Regions from separate parts of the Homo sapiens genome. Here all the other regions are linked to region 2. A link is a contact called in ENCODE Hi-C or POLR2A ChIA-PET data. All regions are on one chromosome and are shown on one strand. Each heading gives the region's core, a stretch centred on a gene start or an enhancer-like site at or near the end of the contact. The rest is flanking DNA. Distances are from core to core; before and after follow the strand shown. Region 1 overlaps PRUNE1 (prune exopolyphosphatase 1). Region 2 holds the start of ARNT (aryl hydrocarbon receptor nuclear translocator). Region 3 holds the start of GABPB2 (GA binding protein transcription factor subunit beta 2).

The links. A loop is a pair of places that touch in the nucleus more often than their neighbours do. ChIA-PET counts read pairs that join two places held with the same protein, here RNA polymerase II (POLR2A). Pooled maps may share reads with other maps.
Region 1: a pooled map shows a loop between it and region 2 (2.5-fold over the local background). The contact joins the enhancer-like site here to the promoter of ARNT in region 2. A Hi-C loop is called at or near these places in 1 of 50 pooled maps. POLR2A ChIA-PET finds 5 or more read pairs at or near these places in 3 of 52 experiments (B cell, H1 and T-cell).
Region 3: a loop to region 2 is called in a pooled map, with 9 times the contacts of the local background. The contact joins the promoter of GABPB2 here to the promoter of ARNT in region 2. A Hi-C loop is called at or near these places in 4 of 37 single-sample maps with no recorded cell type and 12 of 50 pooled maps. POLR2A ChIA-PET finds 5 or more read pairs at or near these places in 2 of 52 experiments (H1 and activated B cell).

Annotation. Positions count from the first base shown.
Region 1 is chr1:151,023,389-151,027,861 of GRCh38, forward strand. PRUNE1 (prune exopolyphosphatase 1) reads left to right here. Exons shown (of 8, transcript NM_021222.3): 4 at 1,223-1,407; 5 at 2,127-2,285; 6 at 3,845-3,939. Among named protein-coding and RNA genes, the nearest start is that of BNIPL, 11 kb to the right of the region's middle. Within about 2 kb of position 1,348, at least 10 of the 41 ENCODE cell types and tissues checked have a DNase peak (open chromatin) inside an H3K27ac peak, as active enhancers do.
Region 2 is chr1:150,873,119-150,878,010 of GRCh38, forward strand. ARNT (aryl hydrocarbon receptor nuclear translocator) reads right to left here and starts at 3,481. Exons shown (of 22, transcript NM_001668.4): 1 at 3,425-3,481. The coding sequence starts at 3,449. RefSeq lists enhancers at 1,045-1,546, 1,547-2,046 and silencers at 3,107-3,536, 3,540-3,813.
Region 3 is chr1:151,067,965-151,072,649 of GRCh38, forward strand. GABPB2 (GA binding protein transcription factor subunit beta 2) reads left to right here and starts at 2,797. Exons shown (of 9, transcript NM_144618.3): 1 at 2,797-2,970. MLLT11 (MLLT11 transcription factor 7 cofactor) reads left to right here. Exons shown (of 2, transcript NM_006818.4): 2 at 1-1,580. RefSeq lists enhancers at 2,312-3,246, 2,670-2,879, 3,247-4,181 and silencers at 3,080-3,159, 3,190-3,349.

The sequences.
Region 1 (4,473 bases), core at 98-2,597, 150 kb after region 2:
ACCCACATGGAATCTAAGTATTGAGTGGGTTATAAAAATAGGAGAGATTTGCTGGGCGCGGTGGCTCATGCCTGTAATCCCAGCACTTTGGGAGGCCGAGGCGGGCGGATCACGAGGTCAGGAGTTCGAGACCAGCCTGGCCAATATGGTGAAACCCCGTCTCTACTAAAAATACAAAAATTAGCTGGGCCTGGTGGTGGGCGCCTGTACTCCCAGCTACTTAGGAGGCTGAGGCAGGAGAATTGCTTGAACCTGGGAGGCGGAGGTTGCAGTGAGCCAAGATTGCACCACTGCACTCCAGCCTGGGCGACACAGCGAGATTCCGTCTTAGAAAAAAAAAAAAAAAGGAGAAATTTAGATGTTGGGTATCAAGGGTGTCAAGGGTATAGGGTTGGAAAGGCAACGCTAAAGGACAGCAAATGTGGGGGTAAGATATTTGCAGCAGATGCTTCACAGAATTTGCTTATACACTATTTAAAGATGACTCCAATTATAACATTAAAGAAAAGAATTGCTGGGCGCGGTGGCTCACGCCTGTAATCCCAGCTCTTTGGGAGGCCAAGGCGGGCAGATCACGAGGTCAGGAGTTCGAGACCAGCCTGACCAACATGGTGAAACCCCATCTTTACTAAAAATACAAAAAAAAAAATTAGCCGGGTTTGGTGGCACGTGCCTTGTAATCCTGGTTACCCAGGAGGCTGAGGCAGGAGAATCACTTGAACCCGGGAGGTGGAGGTTGCAGGAGCCGAGATCGTGCCATTGCACTCCAACCTGGGCAACAGAGTGAGACTCCGTCTCAAAAAAAAAAAAAAAAAAGAATTGAGAGGAGTTAGGCAGAGGTAAAAGTAACCAAAGGTCAGTTTTAAATGCTTGCCTGGCAGATCACCTGAGGTCAGGAGTTTGAGACCAGACTGGCCAACATGGCGAAACCCCATCTCTACTAAAAATACAAAAAAATTAGCTGGGCATGTTGGCAGGCGCCTTTAATCCCAGCTACTCAGGAGGCTGAGGCAGGAGAATCGCTTGAACCCGAGATGCAAAGGTTGCAGTGAGCCAAGAACGCACCATTGCACTCTAGCCTGGGCGACAAGAGTGAAACTCCGTCTCAAAAAAAAAAAGACATCTGCATTTTCCTTGATGTGTGGGGTAGAGGTTGGCTAGAAGCAGCTGGAGTGTCCGTACCTATCTTTCTTCCTCTTTTCCCATACCCTCCCCTCCACAGAAGTGACACAGCCCTAGAGGAGGCAGTAGCAGAGGTGCTAGACCATCGACCCATCGAGCCGAAACACTGCCCTCCCTGCCATGTTTCAGTTGAGCTGGTGGGGTCCTGTGCTACCCTGGTGACCGAGAGAATCCTGCAGGGGGCACCAGAGATCTTGGACAGGCAAACTGCAGCCCTTCTGCATGGTAAGGGTGGCTTTTGGATTGGGACCTCAGTAGTTCTATTCCTGTCCCTGAGAAGGGAGGGTGGAAAAGTCTAGACGCTTCCAGCCTAACCATATGCTCTCAGAGCCATTCAGCTCATACCAAAAGATAGGATTCTTTCAGGGGACAATTGAGCATGTGTTTAAAGGCCTGTGGGATACTTGTTGGAGAAAGTAGAAAGGAAGTGCAGGGCAACAGACCAAGAAGCTTCCTATTGGCATCATTTTATGATGGAAGGAGGATTAGCTAAAGAAGCAGGAAACAGATTCCAATACCAATTCCTCCAGGAAATAGGTGACCTTGAGCAAATCTCTTAACCTTTCTTGTTCTCATTTTTCCACTTGTAAAAAAAAAGAGAGAGAGAGTGAGTTGGACTAGACTGTCTTTTCCAACTTAGAAGATTCTTTGATGGGATTTGGCCTACTGAAGAGGTGTATCTCTGTCTGACTAGGCTGTAAAATCTCCAAGGTTTGAGATGCTCAGGCTTTCTTTCTACCTTTTCCCCATTTCCCTTCCTACATTTTAGTTTGGATTTGGGAGGTCTGAGGACACTGTCCATCCCAGTTTCTCATTTTGCTTTCAGAGATTTTGCTATACAAATCTCCTTGTGTGTGTCCATTTGGTGTGAAGGTTATATATGTTCTGGTGGTTGTGTGTGAAGGGTCACAGGATTCAAGTTCCACCATCTCCCTTCTCCACAGGAACCATCATCCTGGACTGTGTCAACATGGACCTTAAAATTGGAAAGGCAACCCCAAAGGACAGCAAATATGTGGAGAAACTAGAGGCCCTTTTCCCAGACCTACCCAAGAGAAATGATATATTTGATTCCCTACAAAAGGCAAAGTTTGATGTATCAGGTATGAAATGTTAGCTGACTTTTCTGCCTCCCAGATAAGAAAACAGAAAGGCAAGCCTTGTTCATTATATTATTTTTTTTTTTTTGAGACAGAGTCTTGCTCTGCCACCCAGGCTAGAGTGCAGTGGCACAATCTTGGCACACTGCAACCTCGACCTCCTGGGTTCAAGCGATTCTCCTGCCTCAGCCTCCCGAGTAGCTGGGATTACAGGCGCCCACCACCACGCCCAGCTAATTTTGGTATTTTTAGTAAAGATCGGGTTTCACCATGTTGACCAGGCTGGTCTTGAACTCTGAAGCTCAGGTGATCTGCCCGCCTGGGCCTCCCAAAGTGCTGGGATTACAGGCATGAGCCACCGCGCCTGGCCAATTATTTAAATTTTATACCAGAAAGAAATGAAGTACCATATTAGCCTAAGCATGAAATAATCAGTCATTTACTGGATTGTTCTATCCTGGCTCTTGGTTAGGATGAGGAGGAATGTATTAAGAGCCTCAGAAGGGCCAGACGCAGTGGCTCACGCCTGTAATCCCAACACTTTGGGAGGCCGAGGTGGGCAGATCACCTGAGGTCAGGAGTTCAAGACCAGCCTAGCTAACATGGTGAAACTCCGTTTCTACTAAAAATACGAAAAATTAGCTGAGCGTGGTGGTGTGTGCCTGTAATCCCATCTACTCAGGAGGCTGAGGCAGGAAAATCGCTTGAACCCGGGAAGTGGAGGTTGCAGTGAGCCGAGATTGCGCCATTGTACTCCAGCTTGGGCAACGACAGCGAAACTCCGTCTCAAAAAAAAACAAAAAGAGCCTCATAGGTTCCAGTCTATTCAGAGAATACAGGACATATATATAAAATATGCTGAGAGTATACTAAATTATCAGAGTGAAATCTATAGAATTGGTTAGGGAGGCAAAAGAAATATTTTGTGAGTAAACAAAAGATGAAGAGAACCCAAAAAAAACTGTATTCTTGTACTCAGCTACCACCTGTTGACATAAAAAGGAAGAAAGAAAGAAAGAACTCACATGTAAACAGTATAGGAAGAGGGAAAGATAAAAAGTAAAAGCCTCTGTTCTGGGTTTCATCCTTCTCTCCAAAGTTACTTGCTCTAAAGGTACCTATTGTCACCAGTTATTTAAGATGGCTTTTGATTATGTGATTACATTTTCTTTCTTTCTTTTTTTTTTTTTTTTTTGAGACAGAGTCCAGGTTCAAGTGATTCTCCTGCTTCAGCCTCCTGAGTAGCTGGGATTACAAGTGCCCGCCACCACACCCAGCTAATTCTTTGTATTTTTAGTAGAGACAGAGTTTCATCATGTTGACCAGGCTGGTCCCAAACTCCTGACCTCAGGTGATCCGCCCACCTCAGCCTCCCAAAGTGCTGGGATTACAGGCCTGAGTCACCGCGCCCGGCTATGATTACATTTTCAATTATCTCCCCCATTCATTGCCCCAAAGAGAGGCTGTTTTTCCTTCCTTGACCCATCTGGCTGTCCTTGCCTTCTTGGTCTTGGGACCCTGGCCTACCCTGTTTGACCCCTAGTCTCTCATCTGCTTTCTAGGACTGACCACTGAGCAGATGCTGAGAAAAGACCAGAAGACTATCTATAGACAAGGCGTCAAGGTGGCCATTAGTGCAATATATATGGATTTGGAGGTAAGAGCAAGTTGTGGCTGTGGGTGGGGAGAGAAAGCCTTTAGCTATGCATGTTATGCATGTGGCCTTGCACCTCATTCCTGGCTCACCTCCAAAATGTATCTTGTGTCTATCTTTGTCTCTACCTCCACTGTGACCACCAGAGTCCAGCATCTCTCACTGCACCGCTGTATTAGCCTCAGTACTGGTGTCCCTGCCTCTGCTTTTGCAGCCCTACAAACCATTCTCCCCGCAGCAGCCAGAGTGGTCTTTTTTAATTTTTTTTTTTTTTTTTTAAGGGAGTCATGCTTTGTTGCCAGGCTAGAGTACAGTGGTACCATCATGGCTCACTGCAGCCTCAACCTTCCAGGCTCAAGCAATCCTCCCACCTTAGCCTCTCGAGTAGCTGGGTCCACAGGTGCACACCACCACACCTAACTAGTGTGTGTGTGTGTGTGTGTGTGTGTGTGTGTGTGCGCGCGCGTGTATGTATGTGTCGATGGGGTCTCACTATGTTGCCCAGGCTGGTCTCAAACTCCTGGCCTCAAGCAGTTC
Region 2 (4,892 bases), core at 2,231-4,730:
CTAAAAATACAAAAAAAAAAATTAGCCGGGCGTGGTGGCGGGTACCTGTAGTCCCAGCTACTCGGGAGGCTGAGGCAGGAGAATGGCGTGAACCTGGGAGGCGGAGCTTGCAGTGAGCCAAGATAGCACCACTGCACTCCAGCCTGGGCGACAGAGTGAGACTCTGTCTCAAAACAAACAAACAAACAAAAAAAAAACAAAACAAAACTTGTCTAGTCCATAGATAAGAAACAGCCTAAAGTTTCATGGACCACCTACCCACCGAGTTCTACTTGCCAGTGATAAGTAGAACTAGTGAAAAATGATAGAATATGAAGAATTATCAATTCGAGAAAAAAAATCATCACAGAACTATTACTTCAACACAACTCTTAGAGAGTACCAACCATATTTTACTCTTCTTCTAATGCAGCACCACAGTGAAAAATGCAGAAGAACGTGGTCCCCTTGAAAAACACTGCAGGGCCACCAGCACAATTAACATGTTCAAGCACTATTACTAACCCTAAGGATTAACTTGGCCGGGTCAGTGGCTCACACCTATAATCCCAGCAGTTTAGGAGGCTAAGGTGGGAGGATTGCTTGAGGACAGGAGTTCAAGATCAGCCTGGGCAACATAGCAAGATCCCATTTCTACAAAAAGTTAAAAAATGTATCCAGGTGTGGTGGTGTGTGTCTGTAGACCCAGATACTCAGGAGGCTGAGGTGGGAAGATCACTTGAGCTCAGGAGTTCAAGGCTACAGTGAGCTGTGATTACACCATTGCACTACAGTCTGGGAGACAGAGCAAGAACCTGTCTGAAAAATAAAAATAAGTATTATTTTTAAAAAGGATTAACTGAAGTGAAGGTTAAAGAGTGAAATATTTTTTAAAATCTTGACAAAACTAACAAGAATTGTAAAAAAAAAAAAAAAAAAAAAAAAATTAGTACTCCAGCAAAAATACAAAGTAGAAAAAACTCAAAGAAATAGGCATGGTGTCCCTAGTCCTTAAAATGGCTCTAAGGAAAGAAGGTATGACAGTGTAGCAAAGAATTCTGACCTGAAAACATTTACTTTCACTAAGCACAGTACATTTCCACCTATGTCCCTCCATTCATTAATCTCATTTCCCAAAAAGCAACAGGCTACTGAAAAAATCCACAATGTATCTCTGATCTCTTCCTCATGATATACAAGAGCAAAGGGAGAAAAGAAAAAAGAAAATATATCTTCTGATTTGATTGAACTGAACATGGGATCAATAAGTCAGAAGAGATGGAATAATTTTTCAACATCAAAAAAGAAATCTGGTCAAAGTGTCTCACATCTGTATTCCCAACTTGGAGAGACTGAGGCAAGGCTTGCTTGAGACCAGGAGATCAAGATCAGCATGGGCAACATAGCAAGGCATCTGTCTCTACAAAAAAATTTAAAAATTAACCGCGCATGGTGGCAAGGCACCTGTAGTCCCAGCTATTCGGGAGGCTGATCGTGAGAGGATCACTTGAGCCCCTGAGGTGGAGGCTGCCGTGAGCAGTGATCTTGCCACTGCACTCCAGACTGGGCGACAGAGCAAGGAGCAAGACCCTGTAGCAAAAGAAAAAGAGGGGAGAGGGGACAGGAGAGAGGGGAGAGGAGAAAGGAAAACAAAGAAAAAGAAAAAGGAAATCTAAAAATTGCAGAAGCAAGCAGCCAAAGCATAGTAAACAAAGCTGTTTCATTAACAAGGATTCTGCACACACACATACACACTAACATATGCTATTTTCTGCTAAGATTTAAGCTGATATTGATCAGCTTATGAAAATATGGTCAAGAGGCTGTCATTCTGGTTGCTGTTGTTCAAAAAACAAAACAAAATAAAGCAACCCCACCCACACAGCTGGAAAAAAGCTTCTGACATATGAACTAAAACTTGTTTACCCAGGCCACTTCTTAATAAGAGAAATGCTTTGCAATTTAACTAGGGTTATATAAGTATTTTGCAATGTGTGATCAGTTAAAAATCTTGTTTATTTATTCCATAGTTCACAGATAGGTTATATTACTACAAGGTCAGGTTTGACATAACGGCATTTTTCCTGTTTTATAGTTTTATTCTATCACTCAGCACTTCCTGCAATGTAATTTTTGCGATTAATTTTACCTCCCTTTCCTTCAAAAAAAATTTAAAAGATTAAAAAAAAATGACGTGACAAATTAACCATTTCTTAAAATAGCTATTCCCAGAAACACGGTAGAAAAGAAATTTCAGTGATTCAACTGTCCTATCAAAATCTGGATATTGCAAAATCATACTGCCTTTCAGTAACATGAAAAAAAATCTAATTTAAATTTCAACGTGGGGATGGGGGTAATCACTCCTACTGTTTTATTTTCAAGAAATTCTCCGCCCCACGCAACACACACACATATCTCAAGGCCCTTTTTAAGGCTATCAAATATATTGGTTTTTGGAAAAGGATAGACTTTATTTGGCAAGAATAACCAAGGTCTCCAAGATAAACTAGACCCCTAAAATGAAATGCCTTCTAAAGAGGAATAACTGTAACATAGAGGAAAGAGGGCTGGGACTAGTAATTTGAAGATCTGATCTCTCTAGAACTGCACTACACCCTACTCCATCTCTTAGACAAAACAGACCAAACCTTTTTGATATTTGATTATTTTTTGAAATTGAGAAATGGTGTGGAATCAAACTTTTCTGAAAGAGTTTGGAAATTGCCTCGACGTAGGCCTAACAAGATTTAAACCTGGGGCTGTGGAACTAAAGACCTGTCCGGAACCATAACCATTACACAAACCCCTGCCCTCAGCAGGCAAAGACCTACAGGCCCTCTTAACACAAGATCTAAGTTTCAAAGTATAGTCCGGGGACGGAGACGGGGACGGGGGTTGCGGGTGGGAGGTAACAGCCTAAAGAAACGTCGTATATATCAAAGAATGTCCATTTTTTATTTTTTAAATTAAAATCTAAACCTTTAAATGTTTGGAAGCAACGCCTCAACTAAAGAGCAGTGTGGTCCAGGGTTTATGAATCCAAACTACTCTTAAAGTAAACCGAGACACTCTGCCTACAGTTTTCGGCATCAAGCGGCTCCAGCGGGCAGAGGGTTAAAAGAGGACCACATCACAGACCAGACGCCGACCGAGGAGTGAGGGCGGGCCAGCCCCGCACTGGCTGCCGCTCCAACGGAGGTCAGGACAGGGAGCCCCCCTCAACTCCCACCTGCCCCCTCGCTCCCTTGGGTATACTCGAGTCTACCCAAGTCCCCGGGATCGGGCCCCTCCCCAGGTCACCGCTCCCCCACCGTCTCTCGCGGCCCCCGCCCCGCCCCGGCGCCTTCAGCTCCAGCTGCGTCCCCTCAGCCCTGGGTCTCCTTAGTTGTCAGCCCCTTCGGCCCCTCCCCTTTAGAGGCGCCCCAGTCCTCCGTCTCCTCACCGGGGTTGGCAGTAGTCGCCGCCATGGCCGCAGATGCCACCGCCGCCGCGCCACCCCCCCCCCCAGTGGGAGGAGCCGCCGCCACCGAACCGGGAGGGAGGGGAAAAGAAAGGCCACTCCCCAGAAGCGGCGCCTGACCGCCGCCTCCGCTACCGCGGAATCCAAGATGGCGGCTTCAGCAGCCCCCAGCATCCCAGCCCCTGCGGCGGGGAGACCCCGCCTATATAGTAGGCGGAGTCAACACACGGCCAGCCTCCTAAGAAAAATTGACCAATGAAAATGCCAAATCGTCCAAGGGCAGGGCTACTCACTGCGCCAGCCAGTCCAGTGAAGGGAGGGCGAGGAAGAAGTCCAGCTGTCTCCCTAATCTCGCCCTCCTTGCGTAAGAGGTCAATGACCGAGTAACGTCATTGAAATGCAATTAAAATGGGTATTTTAGGCTGGGCGCGGTGGCTCGCGTCTGTAATCCCAGCACTTTGGGAGGCCGAGGCGGCCGGATCACCTGTGGCCAGGGGTTCGAAACCAGCCTGGCCAACATGGCGAAACCCCGTCTCTACTAAAAATACAAAATTAGCCGGGCGTGGTGGCGCATGCCTGTAATCCCAGCTTCTTGGGAGGCTGAGGCAGGAGAATCGCTTGAACCTGGGAGGCAGAGGTTGCAGTGAGCCGAGATAGCGCCACTGCACGCCAGTCTGGGCAACAAGAGCGAAACTCCGTCTCAAAAAAAAAAAAAAGGATATTTTACTAAAAACCTTCGCTTGGTGGTGGATTCGTCTGAGTGGTTGCCGTGCAGACAATGTATCTTGTAAATCCTCTTTAGGTGCTAAAGAGCACCTAAACATCACATGGTGATTTGTAATCCTTTCCAGTTTTTTTCCTCTTTTAAGGACTTTTGTCCCTGGTGAAAAAGTTAAATGACTAACTTTTGAATGCCTGCTATGGAACCGGTAGTCTAAAAGGATCCAGGTGTTAACGGTTTGGTATGGGAGATATTGCCAGCCAAAATTGGAGGCAATAGATGAAGAAAGTAATTTGAGAATGGGTAACTTCTTTGGTCAGTGACAGGGACAGAGTGAGGAGTTTTGTTTGTCTGTTTTTGAGACAGAGTCTCTCTCTGTCGCCCAGGCTGGAGTGCAGTGGCGCAATCTCGGCTCACTGCAACCTCCACCTCCCCGGTTCAAGCAATTCCCCTGCCTCAGTCTCCTGAGTAGCTGGGATTACAGGCGCACGCCACACGCCTGGCTAATGTTTTTTGTATTTTTAGTAGAGATGGAGTTTCACGACGTTGGCCAGGCTGGTCTCGAACTCCTGACATCAGGCAATCTGCCCGCCTCGGTCTCACAAACTGTTGGGATTACAGGCGTGAGCCACCACACCTGGCCAGTGAGGAGTTTTTAATAGGGAATCAATAAGATGATGGCTGTGCAGATTTATTTTCTTTTTTCTTTATTTTTTTCTGAGACGGAGT
Region 3 (4,685 bases), core at 1,547-4,046, 190 kb after region 2:
GTATTTCTAAAAGGCTAAAGTGATAAGTCTCTTGCTTTTTTTTGATCCTGCTCTTATATTCTTTTTTTTCCTCAGAGAAATCAGGAGGGTAGTTAGAGGTATAAAACAGGAGGAAATATTATGGAAAATGAAAATAGGGAAAATAATTGAATCATTTTAGAAGTAGCTAATTTCTTTTCTCAAAAGAGTGTCCCTTCTTCACACCTACTCACTTTACAACTTTGCTCCTAACTGTGGGTTGAAAACTCTAGCTAAAGAAAGTTATCAAATCTTAACATGCATTCCTACTATTATGATAGTTTTTAAGGTTTCAATTCAATCTTCTGAACGGCATAAGTCCTATTTTAGCCTTACCTCCTGCATTTGCAATACGTAATACTGATCAGTGGGCACAGTTCTTCAGCTACATTGAGACCCTGAAATGAACAATTATATTCTGACTCGACATCTTGTCCCCAATCCTTCCAAAAATATTGATGGTGATTTGTGCTACCATTTACTCGTTTATTTAATAAAGACATTCAATCCCAGGACTGGAGTCTAATTTTCTCTCTTCACAAGAAAAGCCACAGAAATCTGAGAAATTAGCCTTGCTTTCACACTTAGCTTATACATCTTTTTTTTCTTTTTTATTTTTGAGACAGGGTCCCACTCTGTCACCCAGGCTGGAGTGCAGTGGCGGGGATCACCGCTCACTGCAACCTCCACCCACCAGGGTCAAGGGATCCTCCCACCTCAGGCTCCCAGGTAGCTGGGATTACAGGCGCCTGCCACCAGGCCTGGTTAATTTTTGTATTTTTCATAGAGACGGGGTTTCACCATGTTGGCCAGGCTGGTCTCTAACTCCTGACCTCAGGTGATCTGCCCGCCTTAGCCTCTCAAAGTGCTGAGATTACAGGCGTGAGCCACTGAGCCCGGCCTCATTTTATCTTTCTATAATAATATTCAACTTAGAGGAAGAATGATTTGAGTAGCATTTAGACATTAGATGGTGAACTTCGCATTGAACAGATAATGAAAGGGCAAAATCAACTTAAAATTAGAAAAGTAGTTAGGGAGACAGGTACAACCACTCTTCTGCTTGCCCACTGACTACCAACATTATATTTCAGGTAATAATTCTCCTAGGTGCCTAAGAAGATAAACGAATTCACTCAAATATGTTATCTGCTTAACTTCTGGTTTTTGTGTGCCTGCTATAGGAAAGCACTGAGCCAAACAGAATGTAAACGGGAATGAGACAAGACTCCAACTCTCAAAAGAGAAACTGTAAATACCAATATGGATAGGACAGAATTGGGCAGTGTACTATAAATAAGGATGACACTATACCCTAAATAAGGATGATCTAGAGAAGTCCCCAGGTGGGAGAAAAAAAGACAAATCCTCCCTCTAGGCCATGAAAAGCCCACATCTAAAGACGGTCCCAGTCTAACGAAGAATGGGGCCAGGAAGGATAAGTAGTGCGTCCTTTTCTATTTTTACTGAGTTTTGAAGGGCCCCTTCAGAGTCCTTCAGCCATGGCAATTGGTGGGTGGAGACAGGGATCAACTGTTTGGTAAATAAAGTGACTAAATGGATTTGCAAACTCATGCTCCATCCTCTTGCAGGCCTCCAAAAAGAAATGACTCAGGCCGGGCGCGGTGGCTCACGCCTGTAATCCCAGCACTTCGGGAGGCCGAGGCGGGCCAATCACTTGAGGTCAGGAGTTCGAGACCAGCCTGGCCAACATGGTAAAATAAAACCCCATCTCTACTAAAAATACAAAAATTAGCCCAGCGTGGTGGCGGACGCCTGTAATCCCAGCTGCTGGGGAGGCTGAGGCAGGACAATCACTTGAACCCGGGAGGCAGAGGTTGCAGCGAACCGAGGTCACGCCACTGCACTTCAGCCTGGGCGACGGACGAAGCGAGACTCCGTCTCAAAAAAAAAAGGCCGCGCGCGGTGGGTCACGCCTGTAATCCCAGCACTTTGGGAGGCCGAGGCGGGTGGATCACGATGTCAGGAGATCGAGACCATCCTAGCTAACACGGTGAAACCCCGTCTCCACTAAAAATACAAAAAAATCTCCGGGCGTGGTGGCGGGCGCCTGCAGTCCCAGCTACTCCGGAGGCTGAGGCAGGAGAATGGCGTGAGCCCGGGAGACGGAGCATGCAGCGAGCCGAGATCGAGCCACTGCACTCCAGCCTGGGCGACAGAGCGAGACTCCGTCTCAAAAAAAAAAAAGAAAGAAAGAAAAGAAATGACTCAGTTATTTGTTTCACTGTTCTCACTGACAGCTTGGCTCTGGGGTCCTTACATTCGGCCTGTAACTGGAAAAATGTGTCCATCAGGCACCAGAACCCAATGCACAAAGCCAGGAACGTCCCAAACAGCTGCAGCCGAGGTTGGGATAAGGAAACGAGGCTTTCCTGTCAAACTAAACCTGGCCGCCCCGGACCCCGAAGAAGCAGCCAAGAGTTAAGACGCAATCTGCATGACTGACGCACGCTCCGAGTCTCCCTCAGCAGTTCGCCAGGTTCTTGGCGCCAACACCAGACCTAGGATCCGTCCCCTGCTGGAACTATTCAGACGCGCAAGATACGTAACCAGCAGTCCTCCGCCCCGTTAAATAGTCCTGCCTAGCATGCCTCGGTGACGCACTTTTCCACCTCAGAAGTGCCTCAGCAGAAAGGCGATGAACCTCGGGGGTGCATCATCTTTCTGTTAGAATGGGAGCATGAGTTTTCTGATCATTTTCCCTTCACAGATTCCTCCGCCAGAAATCTTACTCGCGGCGCCTTCATTTCCGGGTCCGCCATTTTGTTGCCTCTGTTTCTCCACGAGGGGGGGTTAAAGGCCCCCAAAACATGCACACATGAAAAGGGCAAAAAGTAACCGTCCTTGACAGGGAGTCTTAACTAGAGAAGGAAACGGGACTAAACTGGCGGGCTCCGTGGAAGCGTGGCCGGCAGCGTCCCGGACGAGGAGGTGAGGAGGAAAGAAGAGATGTGTGGACTCCGGGGGGCGTCAGGGCTGGAAAGGAAAGTGCCGTGAGAAGTCACACCGCTTCCCAGCCCAGCCTCGGACTTCTGGGTGCAGACCTCGCGGCTCCCCGTCACTGAAGCGGGGGCAGCGGCGGGAGGGGGACGGGGAGGAAGGGGATGCTGTCGGGAGGAAGGGGAGGGGACTGGAAGGAGGTGAAGAAGGGGGTGGGTGTAAGACCTGGGGCTGGGGAGCTGGACCAAGGGAAGCCCAGGCCGCGGAGGTGACCACTAGGGGGCGGCGCGGAGCCGGGGCCGAGGCCTGTCGCCGAGGCTGAGTTTGGCCCCCTGCCCCAAATTGGTTCCCATCTTTCAGACAGACATTGGTGTGAGGAACTGTAGGGTTTATGATAGAGAGGGAAACGGCGACTCTCATTATCTGACCCAAATAATGACCTGAAAGATTACTAGTGAACTCGGTAATCTGAATGAGAGCAGTACGGGCCCCGCCTCTGCTTTTTTGCTCTTTTTTTTTTTTTTTTCAAAACTGAGTCTTGCTCTGTCACCCAGGCTGGAGTGCAGTGGCGCGATTTCGGCTCACTGCAACCTGCAGCTCACTGCAACCTCCGCTTCCCGGGTTCAAGCGATTCTCCTGCCTCAGCCTCCCGAGTAGCTGGGATTACAGGCGTGCGCCACCATGCATGGCTAATTTTTGTATATTTTTAATAGAGACGGGGTTTCACCATGTTAGCCAGGCTGGTCTCGAACTCCTGACCTTAGGGGATCCCCCCGCCTTGGCCTTCCAAAGTGCTGGGATTGCAGGCGTGAGCCACGGCTCCCGGCCTCGCCTCTGCTTCTTTCACAGTTGTTTGTACAGCTGGCCGCCCAGTGGGGACTTGAGCAATACTAAAAGAACCATAGATTCTTCCATTGCAATTCTTTCCGTTGGCTGTCTCCTGTTTTCACATACTTCCTTGAGCCAGAGGTCATCCCATTCCTCTCCCTTTTCCCAAAAGGGCTTTCTCTCTAGGGGGTCCCCCCCAACCCAACGTCTTTGGAAAAGGACAGTCTATGGCTTACTATCAACGATGTAACAAAATTTTGGCCATCCAAGACCATATTTTCATCTAATCACTTGGTCCACCCAATCCAGTAGAGATGTTCTTAGGCATGTATTTTCACACGTGCTTTGATGACAATAAAGAGAAAACTGCCCCATCCAGATTCTTAAATAAACAAAAGTAATTACTCTAATTATCTTGGATAATAGAGTACTTTGTTGTCAAGAGCTCAAGCACTTCATGAATTATTAAAACACACACTTATTGAAAGGTTTTGGCCGGGCGCAGTGGCTCACGCCTGTAATCCCAGCATTTTGGGAAGCTGAGGTGGGAGGATCCCTTGAGCCCTGGAGTTCTAGACCAGCCTGGGCGAAATAGGGAGACCCCTGTCGGTACAGAGAAAAAAAAATTATTTTTAATCAGCTGGGCGTGGTAGTGCCCACTGGTGGTCCCAGCTACTCGGGAAACTGAGGTGGGAGGATCGCTTGAGGTCGAGGCTGCAGTGAGCCGTGATTGCACCACTGCACTCCAGCCTGGACCACAGAGTGAGGCCCTGTCTCTTTAAAAAACAAACAGGCCGGGCGTGGTGGCTCTGGCCTGTAATCCCAGCACTTTGGGAGGCCGAGGTGGGTGGATCACCTGAGGTCAGGAGTTCGACACC